Regions from separate parts of the Homo sapiens genome. Here all the other regions are linked to region 5. A link is a loop called in an ENCODE intact Hi-C map of the cell type or tissue named here. Cell type or tissue: CD14-positive monocyte. All regions are shown on one strand.

Region 1 (4,000 bases), 58 kb after region 5:
GACCTAAACAAAGGAGAGATCTGTCATATTCTTGGACGGAAAGAGTTAATATTATAATGAAGTTAATAAAATGATCTTTAGATTCACTTACGTACTTTAAGATTTCCAAAATATTGTCCAGAGAAACATACAAAAGGAAAACAGCCATAGGAAGAGAATAGCTAACAGAAATTTCAGGGGAGTTACGTTTGGGTGGGGGCTGGGAAATGAATTAAACTGGGACAGGGGTCCCAGGAGCCTTCTAAAGTTTAGTAATATTCTGTTTCTAAGCTGAGACATAGCTATTCAGGTATTTGTTTTATGATTTTTTATTAAACTGTATGCTTGAGTTTTAGACACCTTTGACTGCATATTTCAAAAATAGTGATTTTTTAAAATAAAAATATTAGTAATTTAATTTGCCCAAACTGCCAAACAGCTACGGTTGTCTACAAAATACCAATAATGTTAGTCCATTACACTTGGAAGTACCAAAAGGGTATGCAGTAGATCTTGTTCTTCATCCCGTTTTCCATTGTCTAGTACAGCACCTGGATGGAGAAATAGCTCCATAAATATTTTGTAATGAGTGTATAAACAAAGCCTCATTAATTCTCTATAATGGCATACATCCAAGCCAAAGCCAATTATTCTCATCCTCAGAACTCTGCTTTTCTTGTTCATTTATCTCTAAGCCGTGCTGGTGCTCCTATTATTTCCTGCCCACTGTCTCCTGGATTTCCTTTCTGCTGAAATGCTTAACTCACTTCCTTATATATATTTAATGAAGTTGTCAGCAAAGCCCTTTTTCATCAGTCAGCCTGGCTTGTTTGACTTAAGGTCTTATTAGCATGCCTAATTCCATTTCCAGAAAACACAGTTAATTAAGCTACCAAATCTGTGAGTATGGCCCAGCATCACTCTTGGCATTTAATTTATATTTATACACCAAGGGAAAATAGTGAACCCAATCCTCTTCCTAGGACTTGAGTAATATGGCAAGAGAACCAGGACTTTCTTGGGAGTCCATGAAAAAGAAATGGAGGTGGTAAACAGAGCACAAAGGAAAATTAGGCTCTGGCATGAGTAGCAAGAGTGCTAGGAGCCCCTTCACCGCAGCCCCCAGCAAAAAAAACTCATGAGCCCATCCTGAGACTCAGGGCCCCCGGCTCAGTCTCCCTGAAAAGCTTCCATAGCACAGATTATTATAGCTCAGGAGGTTACCACATTTTTTAAAAAAATTATTATTTTTTATAACTTTTGTGGGTACATAGTAGGTATATATATTTTTGTGGTATATGATGTGTTCCATCAGAATATATAAGGGATTCAAATAACTCTATAGGAAAAAATCCAATTATCCAATCAAAAAATGGGCAAAAGATTTGAATAGACATTTCTCAAAAGAAGACATACAAGTGGCAAACAGGTTATTACATTTCTAAAAACAGCCTTACAGTGTCATCCAGCCTTCCAGGGGCTTATGCTCCTGAATGATTTTGGGACGAGGTGTCTTCTGGTGACTTTGAGAGTAGCACTAAGTGACTTGGGGATTTCCATGCTGTTCTGAGAGGAATCAAGAGTCTGGAGAAGATGACACAGAACTGACGCACAGCCAGGCTAGGCCACTCCCAGGAAGCCCAGGGACCACAGGACTCCATCTGAGGCGCCTCCTGCAACTCCTCCCTATCTTACCCTCCAGGGTCCAGGGCTACATGTGGAAGTGAATTTCTGCAATAGGCCCAGAATTCCCCAAGGAAGACATACAAATTAAACTCTACATGTGGCTCTGGGTTAATTCGACATATTAATGTAACAAATTCAAAGTAGGAAAATAAGCTAATAAAATTATAGTTTTGGAGTCTCAACTGCTTCCCAAGGCAGTTTTTTTTTTTTTTTTGACAGAATTACAATGTTGAAGCAACTTCTAGTTCTAAGAACATGTCCCTCTCTAAACAGCACCAGCAATTTGTGGCCCTGGTAAGAAGGAAATCAGGTGATCTTACTTTGCCTGGCAATCAGGCTGCTTTCTGGACTTTGGAGATGTGTGGCTAAGAGAATTTCATGCAACTTCTCTCAGCCTTACTTTTTCCATCTGTAAAATGGGGATCATACAGCCCTCCTAGAGTTGTTGAGAGGGTTAATAATATGATATATATAAGATGGGCTTGTAGGAGATCAAAATATGCCTCTCCAAAATATGTCACTTTGGCATAAGAATTATTTTGAGCTAAAGGCAGCTGAGAAGAAACAGACACAAGAAAAGCTCTCTGCCCTCCTCCTATTTGCCACAAAGCAGGACATAAATTTACAAAGGTATCCCTCCTCCCCTCTCTCCCAGAGAGGGCAAATTTAAACTTTTATCAGCCTAGGGATGGCACCAGAGGAATCTATACAACAAATTTTAGTAACCAGCCTTCATCTGCTATTAGTTTACCATATATTTGCCATCCCACAATTTGCTTCCCCTAGAGACTCAAGATCCTTTTCCTTTGTCTATCACTAAAAATGAGTTGTCCTTTTGCTAAGATTTTGTAAAAACTCAAGTTCTAACCAAACCTTTGAGTTACTCATCTCTGGGTACTCCTATGGGTTACATATGTGATATACATGTTAATAAACTGCTGTTTTTCTCTTATCAATCTGTCCTTTGTTACAGGGGCCCAGCTGAGAATTTAGAAAGGTAGAGGGAAAATTATTTTTCTTCTCCTATAGGTTGCAAAGAGTAGGTACCCAATATACTATAGCTATCTGTATACTAATAATAATTTATAACATTAATGTGTCTTTATTATTCCATCCCACTCTCACCAGATTCTGGGTCTTCCTCCCCCTGCACCATACCACCAGCCCTATTTTTCCAGACGTGCTCCATAAAACTAAAGCATCAACTCTGCAATCAGAACATCCTGGGTTCCAATTCCAACTCTGCCAACTAATAGGGGTACAACTTTAAGCAGTCGTGTCCTTCCTCTAAATACCATGGAATAGTAATAGGACCTCCTCAATTCCTCAACTCAAATTCCTGTTATCCCAATGCTGATTATCTTCTCCAGGACTTGGAAAGAGATTACCTTTCAAAACCTGCAATTTACCCTAAACAAATAAATTGCTAACAGCTTTAACCCTAATAATAGGTTGTTAACAAGACAAATCTCTAATTACTGGAGATATTGTAAGAATACTCTTGAACACGGGGTTCTCCCTGGCTCTTTGGTCCCTCTTTCCACACTCTTGTGTTGTAGAGTTGCTCAATAACTGTTCCAGACTTCTGAGAGGAGTCCAACACCCACTCCAAACTCTCAAAGACCGAAAACAGTGTTTCTGTTCATATTCTTAAAAGAATAGGACAGTGTGGGGTTATTCAGCAATTATTTCCTTGATGCAATTTCTTTTTTAATTTTTCTTTGGCAGTTGTTCCCTCATCTCTTAATTTTGACAATTTGACATATCTCATTAAAGATATTTCTGTAACCGAGAATCACTATTAGCCTATCTCCCTTGTGACGAAGGATATTGCTCAGACTCACTTTGCATGCGTACCCTAGGCCTTGTGGGAAATGGGGTGTGGGAAGGCTATATGAGAGCAGGCTAATCTGGCTGAGTAGCAACAATGACTCTTGTAGCACTTTTCCTCCATGGTAAAATTCTTTAACATTTGTAATGAATTAATTGGGGAATCACCCGCTACCAACTCCCCTCCTCCCCCACCACCAGCACCACCACCACACCCACACACACACACACACAAATGCTGGACTATTACCTCCATAATGCTGGATTTGATCACCACAATATATCCAGCACCTAGAGCCAATAAATATTCTTAGTATTCACCAATAAATATTTGTTAAGCAAATTTAAACGTTCCTATAGGAAAAGATTCTATTTCTCTTTCCTTGGAAATGAATCCCATTTTAGGTTGGGATTTTGATAACCAGGGGCCAATAGTTTAGAACATTGAGAAAAAAAGGAATCAGATAGCTTTATTATAATAATAATAAAGGGAGGCCTCCCTGAC
Region 2 (4,000 bases), 270 kb before region 5:
ACTTAAATCTAAATGTTAAATATACTCTGCTAGCAACTTTACCCTTCCTTCAATCTTTTGTCCTAAGATTGTCTCTTTCGAAGACTTAGTGAGAAAGCCATTTATCTAAAATGTATTTTTCTCATAAAGTCTATTCTTGTTTGTTTCTTTTTTGAGACAGAGTCTCACTCTGTTGTGCAGGCTGGAGTACAGTGGTGCGATCTTGGCTCACTACAACCTCTGCCTCCCAGGTTCAAGTGATTGTCATGCCTCAGCCTCTCAAGTAGCTGGGATTACAGGCACACACCACCATGCCTGGCTAATGTTTGTATTTTTAGTAGAGATGCAGTTTCGCTATGTCGGCCAGGCTGGTCTCGGACTCCTGGCCTCAAGTGACCCACCTGCCTTGGCCTCCCAAAGTGCTGGGATTACAGGTGTGAACCACTGTGCCCGGCCATAAAGTTTATTTTTATGATAATAGATATAATGCATCCTAACTCTCAAAATTTTAACAAACACAACTTAAAGAGGTTCTACATGAGGCTTATTCAGAATGATAGTAAAAAGCGAGAAAAGGCAAAAATCTGTTTCTAAATTAAGGTAATCTAATTCCTTACTTCAGAGACAGGAACATAAAAATGAAGTCTCTCCAGTACTCTGTAGAAGGTTCATGAGAGTACCAGCCACACATACACTTATATCTCACCCACTTCAGGAACTGGTACCATATATATATATGGTTGTAGTTAGAAACTCCTGGCTTTGGAGTAAGAATACCTGGAGCCCTGACTCACAAGTTTTCAGCTATGCTCACCTTTACTAGCCTCTGTAAAATGCAGATAATAGCTAACTGCTTCATGGAGTTACTAAAAGAATTAAATGAGATCATGCCTATCATATGCTTAACTCAGTAAATGTGAATTTTTATTATCATGTAAAATAAAGTTATTATACAAAGATAACATTTAATTGAATTACATATAGATGACGACAATGTATTACATTCTTGAAAACTGCAAAAAGGTTACATTTTAAGCGTTCTCACCACAATAAAATAAAAAAGATGTGATGCAATACATATGTTAATTAGCTCCAGTTAACCATTCCACAATGTATACATATTTCAAACCAACATGTTGCACAGATCAATACATATAATTTTTATTTGTTAATTTTTAAAAAATTAAGAAAATTTGTTACATAAACAAAAGAGAAGGGAGCAAAACTCTTTAGGATAGTTCTAAAGGGTTAGAAAGAAGCAAAGGACATGGTGACTAGATGAGCTAATTTACTGACCCCAAAATTGTATATTCTAACCGTAGCCCCCTGCTGTGAGACTAGAAAAAGAAAAGAAAATACAATTGAAACCCTTCATGCAATTTCTTCCTGGTCAACTATGTCGAACATCTAATGTCAAAACATATACAACCAATCAGATAAAACTTGATATTGATTAATTCCCCATAATAAAGATAAAACATTGTCAGTGAGTTTGTAAACTCAGAAGATCAAGAATGAACAAATACTAATAAATTTATCAAAAATAACTAATTCAAAATAAAAATAGTCACTTGCTAAAATACCAAAATTATTCACTATTAAGCGAAAAGTCTAACTTTGGGGAGGTTCTGGAATAATCAGTACAGTATCCAGACCCTTGAATTAACTACATTGCTTTACTTTAGCATGCATCTTATCCTAATATATCACTGTTAGAAAGCTATGGGGTGAAATCTGCCTCTGATTCTACTTTACACTGTGGTCCCAGCATATATCACTACTTAATAACAAGAAAAATAGCAATAGCAGTACTACGGTTATGTCTTTTATTATTGCTATTCTATTATGTATTTTATATAGCAATGCATTTTACTCCTTGAGGATATTTTCTATAATAACTATGATGTATCTACAAAATCAGAATGCATTTTCTATTCCTTTTCCCCCACCAAAAACCAGAAAAATGACAACCCCTCCCCTACACACCGCCTCTTTCAGAAAACTATAGCTTGATTTTTTTCATGAGTGTCCACCAGAGGGAGCCAGATGATAGTCTATTAGTTTAGTCCTGAATTGAATGTGTTTTATAAGGACAAACATTTCTGAAAATCAACAAGCTGAGACCAACTCCTATTTTCTGCTTAACAGGAGTTATTTATTACTATTCACTAACAGAAAAATAACAAATATACAAATGCAGCAAATGAGGAGGAATGGAAAGACAGCATGCAGTGTATCCCAAAGTGAGTGAGAACTGGCACTCAGTTTTGTGTCTATGCTATTGTACACTGAGTCCATCCGTTAACTCTAAGTTTAGCCAAAGCAAATAAAGACTGTTTAGTCAATGCGGTGTTTTTAGAACAATGTGTATTCTATAAAGGCGAAGCGTATCCGGATTTGGAATAGACAAGTATACAAACTAATGCCAGATTCTTAAATCCTCTTTGTGGGGATTCTGACCTGCCACTGGAAACATCCATTCAAGAATTTTTACAAAAGAAAACATCTCCAAGGACACTAAGAAGACTGTTTTCCTGCAATATATTAATTTCTAACTTGTTACCACAAAATAATAGGAAATTCTGAGATACATTAACTCCCAGAAACAGACATAGCTAGTAACAATACCTGCAGGTCAATAGGCCAACAATCAACTAGAGTAAATCCATGTCATGAATTTTCTTTCTTTCCCTTTGTCTATCCTTTGGTGAGTAAGAAGAGTGGCATCTGTAAAGAAATGAAAATCATCCTGGATAGCATAAATAAGAGCTACTTTGTGAGGCAGGTGGGAAAGGTAGACAAAGGGTTCTGCAAATCTGCTTTAGAAGGGTGGCTTATATTCCAGAAGCTAGGAAGGACCATTGAGAAAGTGTGGAAAGGACAATCACAGGGTCAAAACTGCCTTTTTAAAGCAAAGTGAAGGGCAGACTGGGGTAGAGGACATAGGGAACAGAGAAGGGGCCAGGAGACCAACTGAGGGGGCTGTCTCAACCACCCAAGTGAGAGGTGAGGCACTGGAACCAAGATGGCTGCAGTAGACAGGAAAGTAGTGGAAATGGGAGGAGTGTTCAGGAATAGTAGCTGATGCTCTGTGAGGGCTAAGGGAAGAAGAACCCAGGATGACCTGGGCTAGCTGTTAAGGCTCTGGAGGTGGACAGCCCCAAGGCCGCCTACCAGAAAAGCCTCCAGGATGCTTCCAAGCAAGAAGCCCTTGTTCTCTCTGTGTCTTCTACATGGTGGACATGTACCATCCTGAACCCAGTGAGGCCACCCACTCCTCCACGGAGCCTTCTCTGGCCCATGGTCTGTGTCCCCTTTGTGTCCCCATAGGACCCCGGACATAACTCCACCGTAGCATCTATCACCTCATTTAAAATGAAAATTTATTGGCTTTTAAAAATATTTCAGGCCAGGCCTGGTGGCTCACGCCTGTAATCCCAGCACTTTGGGAGGCTGAGGCGGGCAGATCACGAGATCAGGAGATCGAGACCATCCTGGCCAACACAGTGAAACCCTATCTCTACTAAAAATACAAAAAAAAAAAAAAAAAATTAGCCAGGCATGGTGGCGGGCACCTGTAGTCCCAGCTACTTGGGAGGCTGAGGCAGGAGAATGGTGTGAACCTGGGAGGTGGGGCTTGCAGTGAGCTGAGATAGTGCCACTGCACTCCAGCCTGGGTGACAGAGCAAGACCCTATCTCAAATATATATATATATATATTTCAAAAGAATACATGTTTACTTTGTCAGGCTGAAATAATACAGTAATACATAAAAGATGCCCTTCACACCTCTCCTCTCTCTTCTGCCTAAATGGGACCATAGCTAAAAATCTGGTATGACTCTGGCAGAGTTTTTCTTTTTTCCTTTGCTTTATTAAGTAATGTATTCCTATTATACAGATTTTTCTACAGCATGCTTTTGTCATTAACAATAAAGCAGAGTCATGTCATATGTATACATCTACTTTATTCATTTTAGTGCTGTGTAACATTTCAGTGTATATAAACAGCAATGATTTA
Region 3 (4,000 bases), 170 kb before region 5:
TACTGACCGAGCCTGCAGTCTCTCTCAGGCACAGGTGATACAGCTGTGACCAAGGCAATTTCTACCCTCATGAAACTTACATTCTAATATGAAAAGACAGACAAAACAGACAAAGCAACAAACACAAATAAGCAAGTATTTTTACTTTCATATGGTGGTAAGTGCAATAGAGAAAAATAAAACCTGGAGGAGGGATCAGGAGAGTTGGTGGGGCTGGGTGGGGGAACTTAAACAGGATGGTTAGAGAAGGTCTCACAGAGAAGAGGATGGTGGAGCAGAGATCTGAGGTGCAAAAGGAGCAAGCCATGGAGAACCGTAGCACACAACAGCCCAGACTAAAGAAGTGTTCCATACCAAGGCCCTGACATAGAGGCCTCTGAGCGTGTCTGAGAAAGGGGTCAGTGCAGCAAGGCAGAGTGAGTAATGGGGGGAAAAGGAGGAAAGATGGAAAGCTAGTGGGGTCAGATGATGAAGATCTTTATGGGACAGTTTTTACTCTGACTGATATGGGAGGTCATTGGAGGCCTTGGCCAAAAGGAGGACATAATCTGATGGTTTAAAAAGGTCTTTTTGGCCTGTTGTGCTGAATATAGAGTGAAAGGGGCCGGAGCTAGGGTGGAGGCAGGAAAACCAGACATAAGGCTCTTGCAATAACCCAGGTGAGAGACAACTGTGGGAAGACCAGAGTGTGGTCACTTTTTGACTGTGTTAAATCTGAGAGGCCTATTAGTCATCCAATAAGTGTGGAGTCCAGGGGATAGGTGTGTACTTCAGACAGAAATATGGGAGTCTTTAGTGTACAGAGGACTGTTAACCATGACACTGGCTGAAATGACTGTGGAATAGAGCAAAGAAGAGGAGAGTACCTGAGCCAGGAAACTTTAAAGGATCAGGAAAAGAGGAGGAGCTCACAAAGGAGTCTTAGTAAGAGTGACCAGTTAGGAAGTAGGAAAACCAGGAGATAGGGTTTTCCTGAAGCCAAGTAAAGAATGTGTTTCTAGATGAAGGGAGTGAAAAACTATATCAGATGCTGCAGACGGCCAAATAGGATTTAGACCAACGGATTGGTCAACACTGCCCATGGATTCTGGCAGTGTGAAAGTCACGGGTACCTTGACAAAAGCAGGCTCTATATGGAGGAGTGGGATGAAAGGCCTCTTGGAGTTGGTTTCAGAGACAAAGAGAGAAAAGGAAGTGAAGACAGAATATAGACTCCTGAGTTTTGCTGCAGAGGAGAACAGAGAAATGGTCAAGAGTTTTAAGAAACAGCAGAAGATGTCGAGACATGTTTCTGTTTTGATGGGAATAACCTGATAGAGAGGGGAAAGCTGGTAACAAAGCAGAGAAGGACAGTTCCCCAAATGTAGTCCTGATTAGGTGAAGTGGGGAGAGATCAAGTGTTTAAGTGCAGCAGCTGACCTTAGAGAAGAGCATGGTCAACTCATCCACACTATAACAGGGAGATAGGAGGGAAGGCAGACACTACTGACTACTTAAAAAAACAAAAGTTAAAATTTGCTTTCAGTGTCTAAAAGACTCAGATCCACCTAAGCAAAATACACACATACCCTAACTGCAGTGGCACATATTTTTTTAAAAATATACATGTGAAAACTTTAAATAGATGCATTTTATTATATGTAAGTTATACCAAAATAAAGTTTAAAAAAATGGAAAAAAACCTACTAACCATCAAAAAGTGAGCAACGTATTAGCTAATTATTGTATCTTTGCTTTTTTAAAAGTGTTGCCAATGTCTTAATTCATTGTTTTGTTTATCTTGGTTTGTTTTTTTAATTTGCAGAAAGCATATCTTTTTTTACTTCATCTATTAATACATTTGAAACATTTGGATTATTCATAGGCTTAACTTAGACACACTTTACCCTTCACGGGAATCATTCTCAGAGGCTTAAATATTTCAGGAGGGATTAAAACCACAAGGGAAGCATCATAAACCCTTTGAAACACAAAGGCAGCAGGTAATCAGCACATGCAGTTACTGCTTTCACTTTAAAAAATTCATAAGAGACCTTTAAGACACAGAATCACTCTGCATGTAGCTCTTCCACATAGAATTGCTTATTTACAGATTAAAAGCCTTGTATTCTACCAAGACAGATAATAATTACTCTCTTGGGGATTATGCAACTGCTCTCTTGCAATATCGTTTACATAATTAAGTGCCTGACTCATAGCTCACCAAGGAACAAAGCATAATTGCACACACCACGCTCTGAAGATTTCCCACCAAACTCAAACTTTCCCCACCTGTAGGGAAAGCTGCAGAAGACTTCCATAAAGTGCTTTGATCACTAATTCAGAAAAGCAAGTATTATTACTAAAAGTTAAAACAATATGAAATATTGCATGCACAGAAGATTTAAAAAGAGGCCTTCCCCTTACTTCTGGAATTCATCTTAAACTTACTTGTCCCTTAACTAGTTCAGATCTACTAAATTCCACAAATATTTACTGAATTTGAAAGTCACTTATATACTCTCACTTTTCCAGGCAATCCTCAAATTTGGTCACCCCTTTATTTATGTATTTTTCAGTTTTTGAATTCCTACAACATTACACATACTGGAAATGTTAAAAATGAACAAGACAAAGCTCTTCCTCAAGCTTCTCTGTTAAATTTATCAGGAGATTTTCCCACTGCTCCAAAATTTGACTAAATTAGTGCTGAGTCTAGTGCGAGCCTAGTGTTATTCACTAGGCTCACACTTCACTCAATGCTCACAAGTGTGTGGCTCTGTGCACATATAGGAACAGAGCTGAGGAATAGAGGAAGTGAGGCTGCCAGCCTGCCAGCAGTCCACTCCAGGACTTTTGCTTTGCTTTTACCAAACTGATTTTTTTTCCAGTTTATTTATTTTATTTTTTTGAATTTCAGAACAAAAGTTGAAAGAATACAATGAACATTCCATCTACATGCAACAATTGCAACATAGTGCCATATATGCTTTTGCACCTATACCCTTTATATATTTATAAATGTATTATGTTCAGCTATTTGAAAATGAATTACAGATAACACTTGACTCCTAAATACTCTGACTCTACCTGCAACTCCCAGGAATAAGGACATTTTTCCTACAGATCAACAATACCATTATATCTAAGAAAATTAACAATAATTTCATATTATCTAATATCCATTCCATATTCAAATTTCCTCAATTGCCCACTTTTAGTACTAGGATCCAGTCATGTTTTACCCACTGCATTTGGCAGTTTTATCTTTTAGTCAGTATCTTTTAATCTAAAAATACTTTTGCCTTTATTCTTCTTTAATGACATTGACTTTTTGAAGAGTCCAGGCTGGTTGTCTTACAAAATGTCCTAAATTCTGCATTTGTTTGGTTGTTTCTTCATGGTATCATTAAACCTATTATTCTTTCACTTGTATTTCCTGTGAACTGAAAGCTAAATCTAGATTCAAATTAAACAGTTCTGATAAAAGTACTTCATACTGTGAACTTCATATTTCATCACATCAGAAGACACAAAATGTTAGGGTGTCCCATCATTACTGAGGCTAAACTCAATCATTTAGTTAAGATGGTTACTGCCACATCTCTCTACTGTAAAGGTACATGTCCCCCCTTTATAGCAGTAAGTAACCCAGGGGTGAAGATGTGGTACCATGTGGCTGTCCTATTTCCCAATAATTTTTCACAATGGGATTAGTATTCCTTGATCATCCTTGCTTTAATTATTCCATATGAGACTTTAAAATAGTGATTTTTCTAACTCTATCATTCTTTTCTTACTTACACGCTAGTATTCTTTTGTCAAAAAACAGAAAAAAAGCTTCCCCTGACCTCCCTTTTTTTCTATTTTTGTAATAATCAATTGCCATCATTATTTTTTTAATGCTCATATTGTCCCACGTTTGGCCACTGGGAGTCCCTTCAAATTGGTTCATGTTTCCTTTCAACATAATTAATAATTACAATAATATTTGTTTCATTGCTTTCTTATATCAAGTTGT
Region 4 (4,000 bases), 110 kb before region 5:
GCTATGTGTATGTGTGTGTGCATCCTTCATATGTGGAATTGTTTTTTAAGCCATTTAACTAAGATGAGTATTAGCAACAATTACTTAAGAATTCCTAAATATTTCAGACAAAGATGTGTCTCCAGGAGGAACGGCTCCTATGAAAAGTATAGTTCTAACCAAAAAAGTATAGTTCTAACAAACACAGGTAGCTCTGTTAAAAACTGTACCCTTCTTACACATCAAAAGTCTCGAAAAGGAAACTCTTAGTTCCAAAAATAAGTTATGATGAAAACTTAACCACTGAAATTTTAATTATATGCTGTATTTAGCATTTTCAAATATCACATTCAGAAAATTTCAGACTGAACACACACTCTGGGGAATTTTGTGAATCACTGTGTTGTTATTAAGAGAAAAGCACATGCTAAACAAAATATAGCGGCACAGCGAGGCAAATGAGAGGAGACGTGCTACAAGAAACAAATTCTTGCACGACCAGGCTATCTGCAGCTTTGAGGAGAAGAGTTGGTAGTACATGAACCCATCACACACTAGTAACAATAGCCTCTAATTTCCCTCTATCACTTTTCTTCATAAAATATATTCACCTCCCACAGATTACGCGAACTGATGGGGCAAGTTTCCGGTTGGCAAACATTCATATCAGCCAATTTGCCAATGAGAACAATTGGCAGTGTTCTACTTTCAACATAAATTCCTAAGGTCTTCTCCATTTGGGGGCAATTACAGCTGTAAGATTACAGTTTCCTACAGTTCTCCAAAGCAAAGCAGTTGCTTCTAATTATTCCTTCATTTTAAAGCAATTAAGCCAAATGTTATTTGATTTCATTCAAGTGAATAAATATTGAGTTCTTCCTAAGATAAACCTCTAGAAAGCCAGAGTTTACACTGCCAGTCAGCAAATAAAATTCACAGTGATAAGGTATATCAAAGAAGTAAATATATAATTCTCCAGGAAGAAAGGAGCAGCAGCACCTACTGCACAGAGACCACAGGGTCTACTCTCTCCTACAGTGTTACGAGCACTGAAATGTTCAGTGGTTGGAGAAAATGAAAAGCCAGGTCTGACAAATACACAAATTTGGTCCTCAGTCCCTAAAATTAGAAATAAGTTTCCCCATCAGAATGAGGATGAACATTTCATTCACTCACTTACTCATTGCAGTTACAGAAATGAGTAAGAAACCATCCGTGACCTGAATAAGTTCACAGCAAGGTAGGCAGAGGCAAAGGGACAATAGGGTGCAGTGGTGTGCACCATGACAAAGGGGAAGTGCTAGGGAGGCACACAGGAGAGGCACCAAAAACAGACAGGCCAACCAAGGCCATTACCTATGCTGTATTTTGCAGAGAAATAGGAGTTAACCAGCAAAGGGAAAGGTGTTCCTATTACAATGACAAGGAGATGAAAGAAACCATGGTATATCAGGTGATGGTCTAATGGAAGGGAGATAAGGCTCTGAACTACACCGATGACAGAGGCACACAGACATCAAAGAGGTGAAAATACCCCATCAGTTGAAGAATTTTGCTTTTCAGTGTGTGAGAGATGAGGACACATTTATGCCCCTTTTGGAAACTTTACTGAAATTTTATGATTTGGGGAGAAAAGTAAACGTAGGACATTATTACAGTTCCTAGATTTGATGAACTAATAATTTTTAAAATGTGAATTGAGAAGGGAGAGGAGGGGCTCAAAAATATGAATTGATAGATAAAACATCCTGAAAATACACCCACAATTTTTTTTAGTACTTGGAAAATAAATCTGAAAATAATTTGAATAATCAACAATGACTTAATGCAACATGTAACACTTTTGAATAGTGGAAAACCTCTTACAAATTTGAGGAAAGTGCATTTAGCCAATGAAAAATTCTATATTTAATATATAAATTAGTTGTGCATAGTGTTAGAATTACAATATAACTAGATTAGAACCAAAAAGGTAAATCAGATTCTGGGTCTGATTTTTAGATTATAAACAAGAAATCTAAAATCAAACACTAACAGATTTGTCTTACCGAGTTTTTAAAGATATGACAATCTAGAGAAACAACAGTGACAGTAGACAAAAATTACTGCTGCCCTTTTATTAGCCTTAGTCGGCAACTTCTGTTTTTAATTGTTTTCATTCATTTGCTTAATTGAAACCAAAGCTGGCCAAGTGACTCAAGAATGAGTCACAGCTCCCCTCCTGGAGTAGCCACAAGCCTGACTGTGGCATACTGCATGCACTAAGCCTGAATTTCAAGTTGGAGAAGAATGCATGACAAAATGCCAAGGGCTGCTGACATTGCCAAAGAAGTTGTCAGGACCATAAGGATGTCCTGAGAGTAGAATTCCCTGCACTTCCTTTCCTGGTTGGAATTTATGCACTTATGCCTCATCGCAAACCACAGAAAAGATACACCTGTGTCACGCTGCTCCTTCCCCGACCGATCTTGTGATTTGATACACATCATTCCTTAAAAGGAAGGGACATCTGAGAGGGCACCCCTTTTACTTACTTCTCAATGCTGCCGGTCAGATTTCCAAAGACTACGGGAAATGGGAGGGCCAATGTGACTACTGAGATTGCCACACCTTACACACAGTCAGGCAAAGGATGCCTAGCAAGAGTGACAGTCTAAACATAACACCCTCCACCGCCACCCCAAAAAAACAGCTCCATCATTCACACCATAATCCTGTTTTAACAAATAATGCACATGTGACACAAAACCACAATATTTGGCGATCTGAAAAACATACCAAGAAATAATGTGTGATTATTTAAATTCAAAACACCACCATGACTATTGAGATGTTACTTCTTATAGAGGCAAGGATGAAACCCACGCATGACTAATTGGTCCCTTCCATGCTGACTGTGGAATCCTCCAGCCTTTGCACAATGAATGTGGCTAGTGACTGCAGCAGCTGTAACATCAGCACAAAAGGTTTTCTTCAAACCAAACTTCCATCTCTGCCTGCCAAATACCAGTATGTCATTTCCTTCCTGCTGGACTCCATGGTTTCTGGAGGACAAGAACCATGTAATTCTTAAACTTACACCATTGGTATCCTCTACTATTTGAGATAAGTACAAAACATTCAATGAATGTGTGATGAATGCAAAATGAGCAGGGAATACCTATAACTGCTTCTTGGCTGTTTATGCCCTCACTATCATGTTGACACAATGCTAAAGAAAGTATGCATAATTATCCTAATTACAGTCATTACAGCCAAAAAGCCCTTAAAGTTAATCACAAGGTTTCTAGTGGCACCCTTAAAATAAAATTATAAATTAAAATTCATAAAATTCTAAGACTCTGGTTAAGGCTTGTAGTCCCAATTATTAACACAATATAATGACTGCATTAATATCTATACACTATAGGTAGGCCCCAATTTAAGAAAAATTTTAGAATGTAGTACACTAACATGTCTAGTCCTTAGAATTTAGAATACATTTTTCCAAATAAATAAGGCTCTTGTGATCAAGTTCATAGGCCAGCAACCCTCAACTCAAAAAAGCTGAAAATAGAAAAATGAAATCATTTTATCTTTGCCTCCTTGCTTTGAAGCATCATAAAATGCACTCTGTCACACAGAGCATGTCTGCAGTCTTCTCAACATGCCTGGCATGGAATCAAGCCTAACCTTCTTGGGGAGCCAGGGAGGATGGACTCAGGGCTATAGGTATTCTTGACCCTTCATATATAAACAGGTGGTGGGAAGGGTAAGAATGAAAATGGGAAACAATTACCCTACAGAAGAGGAGGCGATCCCCGAGCCAGAAAACAGGCTAACCAACTTCGAGAAATGTCCCCACCTTCTATCCTTCAGGCACTAAGGTCAAGGGCCAGCCCTAAACTCAAGGAAAGCTGAGGAGGAAGGAGCCGCCAGATGGGACCAAGAAGGCGAGAGGCAGGAGTGTCTTAGGGATCTAGATTCTCAAGGGAGGAAACTATCAGGACCACAGGGGTGGGTTTTTTGGGGGGCTAGGGAA
Region 5 (4,000 bases):
GGACTAGACGATTTGTTCAAGACCATGCAGAGGGTAAATGGAAGAACTTAAATTCAAGTATTCCATTGGGAAGTCAAGCCTCTTCCCACAAAAGCTTTTGCCAGGTTCTCTTTAATTGTCTTTTAGCATTGTACAGAATCTTCAGTGAGAGAATTATTTCTACCTGCATTAAGATGCTGAACAGGTCTAAATTCGAGTCGTGGTGTACCTCAGATGGTTCACCCTTAGCCCTCCTTCTGACAGCTCTGCCTTGCTTGTACATCCTGGCCTGAGAGGGCAAGAGAGGGAAAGAGCTCTTGTCAAAGGGAGGGCTGGGCCTCTGTTAATCCTGACATAACTTCCCAACAGTCTGAGGTGCCACATGTGTTCCCCTCCCCAATCTCCAGTGGAGACCACCAGTACCCCGGCATCATCACCTCACTTCATCTCATCAGAGCCAAACCAGGAAAGCAGAAAACTTTCAGCCTTTCAAACAAAGGAAATGTGATGCAGGGAATTTGTTACACGGGTGACAAAAGAAGCAGATTAGCCAACTGGGAACAGTGAGGCAACCCAGAGGTTGGCAATAGTAGGAAGCCACTGCCACCCCTAGGCTATAAGCACAAGAAAGGAGGAGACTTACCAGAGACCAAGGGCCCAGGTGACATTGAACATGGAGGAGGAGAAATACCTGGTGTGGTAAGGAGGATAATCTCCCCCTCAAGACGTCCACATTCTAATCTCTGGCACCTGTGAATATGTTATCTTACACGGCAAAAGGGGCTTTTCAGATGTGATTAGGTTAAGGCTCTTCTGATGGGGAGCTTATCCCACATTTTTGGGGTAGGACCAATGTAATCACAAGTGTCCTTATAAGAGGGGAGGAAGGAGGGTCAGAATTAGAGAAGACAATGTGCAGAAGTTAGAGTGATGTGGTCACAAGCCAAGGAATGCAGACAGCCCCTAGGTGTTGGACAAGGAAAGGAAATGGGTTCTGCCCTAGAGCCTCCAGAAGGAATGCAGCTCTGCTGACACTCTTAGTCTCATAGGACTTATTTCAGATTTCTGACTGCCAAAACTATAAGATAATACATTTGTGTTGTTTAAGCCATTAAGTTTGTGGTAATTTGGTACAGCAACAATAGGAAATGGATCCATCCGGCTCACCCCTTCCTCCTGTACTTCAATCTTGCCACTAGCTGAACCCAACAGGAAGCTAAGTGGCAGAGAAGTGAGGGAAATACAGCCTGCAAAGAAGGACAAGGGAAGGACCTGGGGGCAAACATGCCCCCATGTATATAATGAAAACAAGGCTTATTCTCTTCTGATTCATTCAAATTCCGTTGCTTAATCATGGGAATCATGGAATGGCATTTGGTCAAGGAGTAATTTTCATGAGATGGTTTGGTAATTTTCTGGACTTCATTTTATTTTTCATTATTTTATGAGCATGTAAATCAAAACAGATGATATCACCTCATCTTTCTCAATGGCATCAGTAACAGAACAAAATCAAATGAAAGTGCTCCATAAAAATGAGCACTGCCCAAGTTATAGTGTGTGCGGGCTGCTGCCCACTACTCCCTTCTCTGAGTCATTCCCCGATGTGACTTGGCAGCCCAGCTCCATCAGCTCTGTGGTTGAAAAAAAATGGGTCATTGCACTGCGACAAAAGGACATTCATTGAAAATACAGCAATTAAGAAAAATTTGAGCTCCAATAGTCTCAAATGACCAAAGGAAGCTTGTACTTGCAGCGTGTGGGTGCCAGCAGCAGGCAGACCAACAAAGCAGCAGGAGTTCCACCAGCAGCCACCAGGGACACGTCTAAGAATTCTATCAAACAGAAGGAAGTGGCTGAACTCCACTGATGCAGGGGACAGGAGGCCTTGGAAAAGGCTGTTTTCAGCATTACTAGCATTTAATTGAAACATTCTGGAACCTGTAGTCCCAGGACCTAAAAATAGGGCATCACAACAAAAGACTCAACAATAACGTTTTTCCTTATGAAATTTTATTTTTGCTTAAATATAGGGGAATATATAGGACACTGTAAAGGCAAAGTCTCACTGGTTTCTCTCTCTCTCACACACACACACAGAATTGGAAGAGTTCATAAATAAAACAAATTAGCAAAAATGTTGATGGTTGTTGAAGCTGGATGATGGGTACATGAGTGTTCATTGTATTAATCTCTCCTACCTTTTGTTTTAAAATTTTTATTAAAAAGGGAAAATGTAAATGTTGATTTCATTGGATACATGTTTTCCCTAGTTAGTCTTCCTTTACACTGTTCATTTCATTGTCACTAGGCTTCACCATGTCTCTGTGTCGTGGGACCCAGCAGCATGCAGATATTGCCAAGTGTGCTCTGATTCTGTCTGTACTTATGTGGAAAGCAGAAGCCTGCTCTGGCAGAGGAAGGGCGGTGTCCAGGCAATAGGCATAGGAAATGAGTAGGCAGCAGGCTGAAGAGGGTGAAAAAAAACAGGGCAAGAGCAACCCCTCCACTGAAATGCACTGGGAAGGGGGACTTAGATACTAACACAAGTTCAATTCAAGAAGCATTTATTGAACCGTCCTCATGAGCCAGGTCAGGGTGTTCAGCACTGAGCGTGTCAAGACGAAGACACATAGCCTCTAAGTGTCCACCATCTACAATAGCTAATGTTTAATTGTCCTTAAAAGTTGAAGAATGTTGACTGGATTGTCTGCAAATCAGTCATGTGAGTAGTGTTAATCTAATGAAGAAGAATCTTAAAAGACAAATTCTCCAAATGCTGCTGCTCCTGCATCCTGCTGCTCTACCTGCTGTGGGGAGGAGGTGAGTGGATGATACCCAGCTTCCTTTCGTGGCAACAACACTTAAAAAGTAAGGTGAGACTTTGCTTTTCTAGAGAGTACTGAGATGGTCAAGATATGCACTGTTGATGGGCTAATTTTCAGTGTTCATAGCACAGCACATAATGCCAAAGTGGAACACAGTGAGAAAGAGATTCATGCCAATCCCTTTTGGGAACAAATGTCTGAAAAATCACAAGGGTCACTGGCTCTGGTCTCGCTTGGTTCTGTCACTGTGGGGAATGGGGGATGGAGGAGTGAGGAAATACGCCAGGATTGATAATGGTCAGTGAAATGCCTTGCCCATCTAAAGCACTGCTCCCCTCCCCCTTCTTTTCCTTCTTAACAGCTGGCCCGAAGAACCTAAACTTAGCAAGGGCGAGGTGTAGGAAACTAGATAGTGCATTCTACAGTTGGATAGGAAATACTGGGCTCAATGTGTTTAAGGTTAAGATTAATTCCTCACTTCCTCCGAATCTATTTTAAAAACAGAGCAAAGGATGGCATATGCTTTCTTCTAACAAAATGACAGATGATCAAAGGATAAACATGATCTGCATGTAAAACCCTCTGACTACTGCCATGGCCCTTTGCCTACAGATTAAAAAAAAAAAAGCAGTATTTTATCAATGTGGTTAAAATTTGGTTGTCTGTGTTTATTCAGAAAACTCAGTAGTGGCAACAGCCAGAAAAATAGTGAATCATGATTGGCTAAATTGAAACAAGCCAGTAGTAGAACAAAGGAAAAACTTAGTGGTACTCTGCTCTTAAATGTCTGCTTCACAGCAATGAACAGAGACCACAGCCTCTCTCTCTGCAAGAGGGAGCTTGAGGTTCAAGTCTGAGACTTAGTTTCTGAAAGCAGAAATCTGCCTGCTGTCGAGGCGGCAAATCAATTTTTCTGATTTGCCGTAACAATCCTAATTGATGTTGGCTCATTATTATTCCCTGCGTTATGTAAACAAGAACTCTCATTGTGTGCAGCCACTCATTAGGGCTGATTTAATTGAATTTGAGAAGGAAAGGAATGGCTGCCTTGGGAAGCAAAGTACCCTAGGCTTCTGAAAGAGCAGCGAGTGCTCCACAAGTGACTTACAAGTGACGCTTATGTCAGATGCGTGCACAGGAAGAATGAGAGCAGACCCTCTCCCCTCCCTTTTTCTCCCTAGAGTGGTTTATAT
Region 6 (4,000 bases), 76 kb after region 5:
CAGTTGGAATCACCTGGGGGAATTTTAAAAATACTGGTGCCTGTGTCCCACCCCAGAGATTCTGCTTTAATTGGTCTGGGATATGACCTGAGAGTTTTAAAAGCTAACCCCAGCTCCCGCCCAGGTGGTTCTAATGTTCAGCCAAGTTTTCAAACAGCTGTGCTAGGGCTTAAAAAAGACCCAGTGAAAATCATTAGCGTTAATCAGTGCTTAAATGTCAAGTAGATTTTGGTATCACACACTAAAAAACTTTCCAAAATATTAAAGTAAACAATACAGACAGTCCCCAACTTAGTGACGGTTTGATTTACGATTTTCAGCTTCATGATTGGTTTATTGGGGTATTAAATGCGTTTTTGGCTTATGCTATTTTCGACTTACTATGGGTTTATCAGGATGTGACATGACCCCATCATAAGTCATGAAACATCTTGCAGTTAAAACTGGGAGATTATATAAGTACACCCTCGTCTCTTTGAATGAGCCTTATAATTTTAATCTTCACTTTGATAATTTTTTCTCATTTTAATAAAATATTTTAGTTTTCAATATTGATCATTTAGTGAGAAAATCCCAGCACTGCCTAAAATATTGGGCAGAATATCACTATCTCAGCTCCATTTTACATCCTCTGTGTTTTTCTTTTCTTTTTGTGGGGAGGGGATGGGGTCTCACTCTGTTGCCCAGGCTGCAGTGCAGTGATGCCCTCTCAGCTCACTGTAACCTCTACCTCCTGGGCTCAAGTGATCCTCCTGCCTCTGCCTCCCAGCCTGTAGCTTGGGACTACAGGCATGCACCACCACACCTGGTTAATTTTTGCTCCTTTTTTTGTAGAGATGAGGTCTTACTATGTTCCCAGGCTGGTCTCAAACTCCTAGGTTCAAGCAGTTCTCTGACCGTGGCCTTCTAAAGTGCTAGAGTCATAGGCATGAGCCACTGCGCCTGGCCCGCTGTGTTTTCTTTTCAAGCACAGTAATTTTTTCTGTGAATTTTGGGGAAACTGAGCTGAGAAGCTCACCTCTGTTTTTGGCAATGTTGAAGGAGTTTAACAGATTAATGAGGCCAGTTTTATCACCTTAATTTTCTTTTTAAATTTTCTAGCACTTTTCCTCCAGAGGCATTCATGGGGGGTCATCACGTCACAGTTTTTTCATGATACGTTAACAAGCAGGGGAGAAAGAGACAATTGGTAAGTAAAGAACGATATCTAAAAGCAACTCACAGAGTCGGGGGTGAAAGGACAGGGGAGAGGAGAGGCATCAAAGGGCCTGCAGCGAGGGGCGCCTCTTCTCAGTTCCTACCGCCGGGAGAGAGCTGGGAGAATAGACAGCTGGCTCATCATGAAGGGTCACCCACATCACCGCAGCAGAACCCAGCTTTTCCCTTCCACGTCCTGATTCCTACTTTTCTCAGCTCAAAATTTCTATTTCCACCTGTTTACTAGAATTGAAGGAAATTCCTGATTAACCTAAAAAACACAGTTTGGGTTGCCTGATTTTCCTATTAACTTCTTCCTCTGATGTGTATTGTTCCAGAGAGACAGCATGCAAACTGTGTTCATCTGAAACCCAAAGTTTATTTATTTTAAAACGTGTCAGCCAGTGTGTCACACAAATCAATAAAAATAACTCTTGTAAAAAAAGAAATCCCTAAAAGGGAATGGAGTCAGAAATTTTGTGGTGCGTTTTATTACTTGTTTATTTTTGCTCTCATTTTACCACTCTTGTATTTCAAGCTTGAATTATGATTATACTTCTGAAATAATTTTAAGCAAACAAAAATATTCATCACACTATGAAAACAAATATCCAAAAATATGCTCTATGGTCACAATTTTTGTATCTGAACATTTACCTACGACTCTGTATATGAACAGTGATACTTGTTTTTCAATCATTTCTTATTTGACTTGTAAAACAGAATTTTTCTATTTTTGGAAAATATCTTAAAAATTAAGAACAAGCCCTTCTCCTCAGTGCTACACATAAAGGACCTTATTTGTCACCTTCTGTCCTGGAATGACAGGACAGGTCGACCCTAATTTCACTCCTCTAAACAAGGTAATGATGGCTTGTGCAGGAAATCTAAATCTGGCCTCAGAGGCAGCCCAGTGATTTTCCAGGTCAAGGGAAAGGGAGAAAGCAAAGATCTGAAGCTCTGTCCTCCTCTCCTGGGTATCTGCCGTCCACAGAGCTGGGGGAAGTCTGCCATCTAGTGGAAAGTAGAGGGCACTGACAGTTACTTGCAATAGTGGTTTCCCAGGACCGCTTGAGCATCAAGCGTTTCTGATCCGGGGGCATAGCTTCCATCAGGGACAGGGTGGACTAGCAGAAGAATATTCAACAACAACAAGTAACATTCAAACCCAATACACAAATGTTTCTTTATATATATAAACTACACATAGTGCCCTATACAAAGTGCTTCTTCATAAAGTAGTGCCAGGTGAAGTGCTAAGTGTTTTAGTTAATAAATCTCATCTCATTTCTACAGTGATTATCAATGTATTCTGCATGATTTTTCCTATACAATGGCAAAAACACAGGGTGGGAAGTATACTTAATCCCTAACACAGTGATTACCATTATACTTTTAAAATTGCTGTACAGAGAATATTTTCCATCGGTTCAGATCCATACAATAATCGATTTCAGTTTATGCTTGTCTTTTGACAACAATTGACATATTCAGGTAACAACATTAAGGGGGCTGGGGGACAGACCAAGTTACTCAGATATATTTGTGCTCTCTCCTTTTGATTTCATTTGATTTCATTTGTTACACTGTTCCAATTTGCTTTAAGTGATTGTTTTTAATTATATTAAAGTAGCACATGCCATGCATATATTTAAAAGCATGGTCTCCTCTTCCGCCCCTTCCCACCTCTAGTCTTGGTCCCTAGAGGTAATGACCTGCAGTTCTGTTAGTTGCTTCTTTTCGTATTTTCCTCCATAATCTCTAAATAAAACGCTCTGCTTCTATTTCCTTGTCTGTCTGTGGTGGATTGACTGCCTTAGTTTGGGTTCTTTCAGAGGCAGATCCTGAAATGGATGATTCAAGGACAGGATGGGAAAGTAAGATGAGGAGAAGGCCATCAGTAAAGGGCAAATCATCACACCAGCTGCCACCATAGGCACCTGCACCAGACCCAGTGTAGAAATGGGAGCCAGTGCGAAACAGAGCTCACGACCACTGGTTTAGAGCTGCTCCTGTCACATGGGCAGCAAGTAAGCTCCAGCACCAAGAGCAACACCAAAGCAGATGCTGGCAATTGCACACAGAGCTGCCTTGTGCAGCCGTGGTCAGGGCCAGGTGTGTGGGCAGGGAACTGCCAGTGTCTGCTACAGCCATCTCACCTGTCGGGTACCCAGGTAAGCAAGAGCCTTGCACACCCCCACCTTCCTCATCCTTCCCTTTTCACCCCACCTCCTCTCTCCTACTGCTCAGCTTCTGATTACATTTGCTTCCTTGTTTACATTCTTCTATAGCTATATTTAGGCCTACAGTTTGATTTTGAAAGCACATTGATGATGTGACTTTGCAGTATTTTTCACTGCCGAGCTAGTGTTCACTATAATTACATTTCTTTTTTTTTTTTTTTGAGACAGGGTCTCGCTCTGTTGCCCAGGCTGGAGTGCAGTGGCACAATCACAGCTCACTGCAGCCTGACCTCCCAGGCTCAAGCAATCCTCCCACCTTAGCTGCTCTCCCCTCAATAGCTGGGACTACAAGCACAGGCCACCATGCCCAGCTAATTTTTATATTTTTCGTACAGATGGGGTTTTGCTACGTTACCAAGGCTGGTCTCAAACTCCTAGCCTCAAGCGATCTGCCCACTTCAGCTTCTCAAAGTGCTGGGATTATATAGGCATGAGCCGCCACACCCAGCCACATTTCGTTTATATTAGAGCTTTTTAATTTTTCCTGAAGTTATTAACTGCCTTTTAATTTTCTTGCACCTTTTGCCCTTGTTTCACATTAGTGTTTTTCCTTGACCTCT

The links. Hi-C counts contacts between places; a loop is a spot of excess contacts. Peaks named below come from ENCODE experiments on the same cell type or tissue, not always from the same donor. Only the 100,000 strongest peaks of a DNase experiment are listed, where the experiment ranks them.
Region 1: it touches region 5 in a loop (1.8-fold over the local background); 9 of 110 quality-filtered maps call a loop at or near these places.
Region 2: a loop joins it to region 5, with 2.9 times the contacts of the local background. A loop is called at or near these places in 8 of 110 quality-filtered maps.
Region 3: a loop joins it to region 5, with 2.3 times the contacts of the local background. A loop is called at or near these places in 3 of 110 quality-filtered maps.
Region 4: a loop joins it to region 5, with 3 times the contacts of the local background. A loop is called at or near these places in 4 of 110 quality-filtered maps.
Region 6: a loop joins it to region 5, with 2.4 times the contacts of the local background. A loop is called at or near these places in 14 of 110 quality-filtered maps.

Annotation. Positions count from the first base shown.
Region 1 is chr1:108,106,252-108,110,251 of GRCh38, forward strand. No RefSeq gene overlaps it. Among named protein-coding and RNA genes, the nearest start is that of LINC02785, 44 kb to the left of the region's middle. RefSeq lists an enhancer at 1,008-2,207. In CD14-positive monocyte, no CTCF peak of the experiment used is centred here; a DNase peak (open chromatin) is centred at 1,580.
Region 2 is chr1:107,780,381-107,784,380 of GRCh38, forward strand. All of the region lies in intron 2 of VAV3 (vav guanine nucleotide exchange factor 3), which reads right to left. Among named protein-coding and RNA genes, the nearest start is that of MIR7852, 110 kb to the right of the region's middle. In CD14-positive monocyte, CTCF peaks have their summits at 2,020 (motif pointing right) and 2,221; a DNase peak (open chromatin) is centred at 2,011.
Region 3 is chr1:107,875,160-107,879,159 of GRCh38, forward strand. The region is part of intron 1 of VAV3 (vav guanine nucleotide exchange factor 3); the gene reads right to left. Among named protein-coding and RNA genes, the nearest start is that of MIR7852, 20 kb to the right of the region's middle. In CD14-positive monocyte, no CTCF peak of the experiment used is centred here; DNase peaks (open chromatin) are centred at 2,192 and 2,782; H3K4me3 peaks cover 2,195 bases; H3K27ac peaks cover 2,820 bases.
Region 4 is chr1:107,934,437-107,938,436 of GRCh38, forward strand. The region is part of intron 1 of VAV3 (vav guanine nucleotide exchange factor 3); the gene reads right to left. Among named protein-coding and RNA genes, the nearest start is that of VAV3-AS1, 28 kb to the right of the region's middle. RefSeq lists an enhancer at 1,840-2,376. In CD14-positive monocyte, no CTCF peak of the experiment used is centred here; DNase peaks (open chromatin) are centred at 1,215, 2,205, 2,565 and 2,895; H3K4me3 peaks cover 1,379 bases; H3K27ac peaks cover 4,000 bases.
Region 5 is chr1:108,047,934-108,051,933 of GRCh38, forward strand. No RefSeq gene overlaps it. Among named protein-coding and RNA genes, the nearest start is that of LINC02785, 15 kb to the right of the region's middle. In CD14-positive monocyte, CTCF peaks have their summits at 1,800 and 2,007; DNase peaks (open chromatin) are centred at 558, 1,588 and 2,398; H3K4me3 peaks cover 2,951 bases; H3K27ac peaks cover 3,766 bases.
Region 6 is chr1:108,123,508-108,127,507 of GRCh38, forward strand. No RefSeq gene overlaps it. Among named protein-coding and RNA genes, the nearest start is that of LINC02785, 61 kb to the left of the region's middle. RefSeq lists a silencer at 2,223-2,362. In CD14-positive monocyte, CTCF peaks have their summits at 2,210 (motif pointing left) and 2,410; a DNase peak (open chromatin) is centred at 2,204.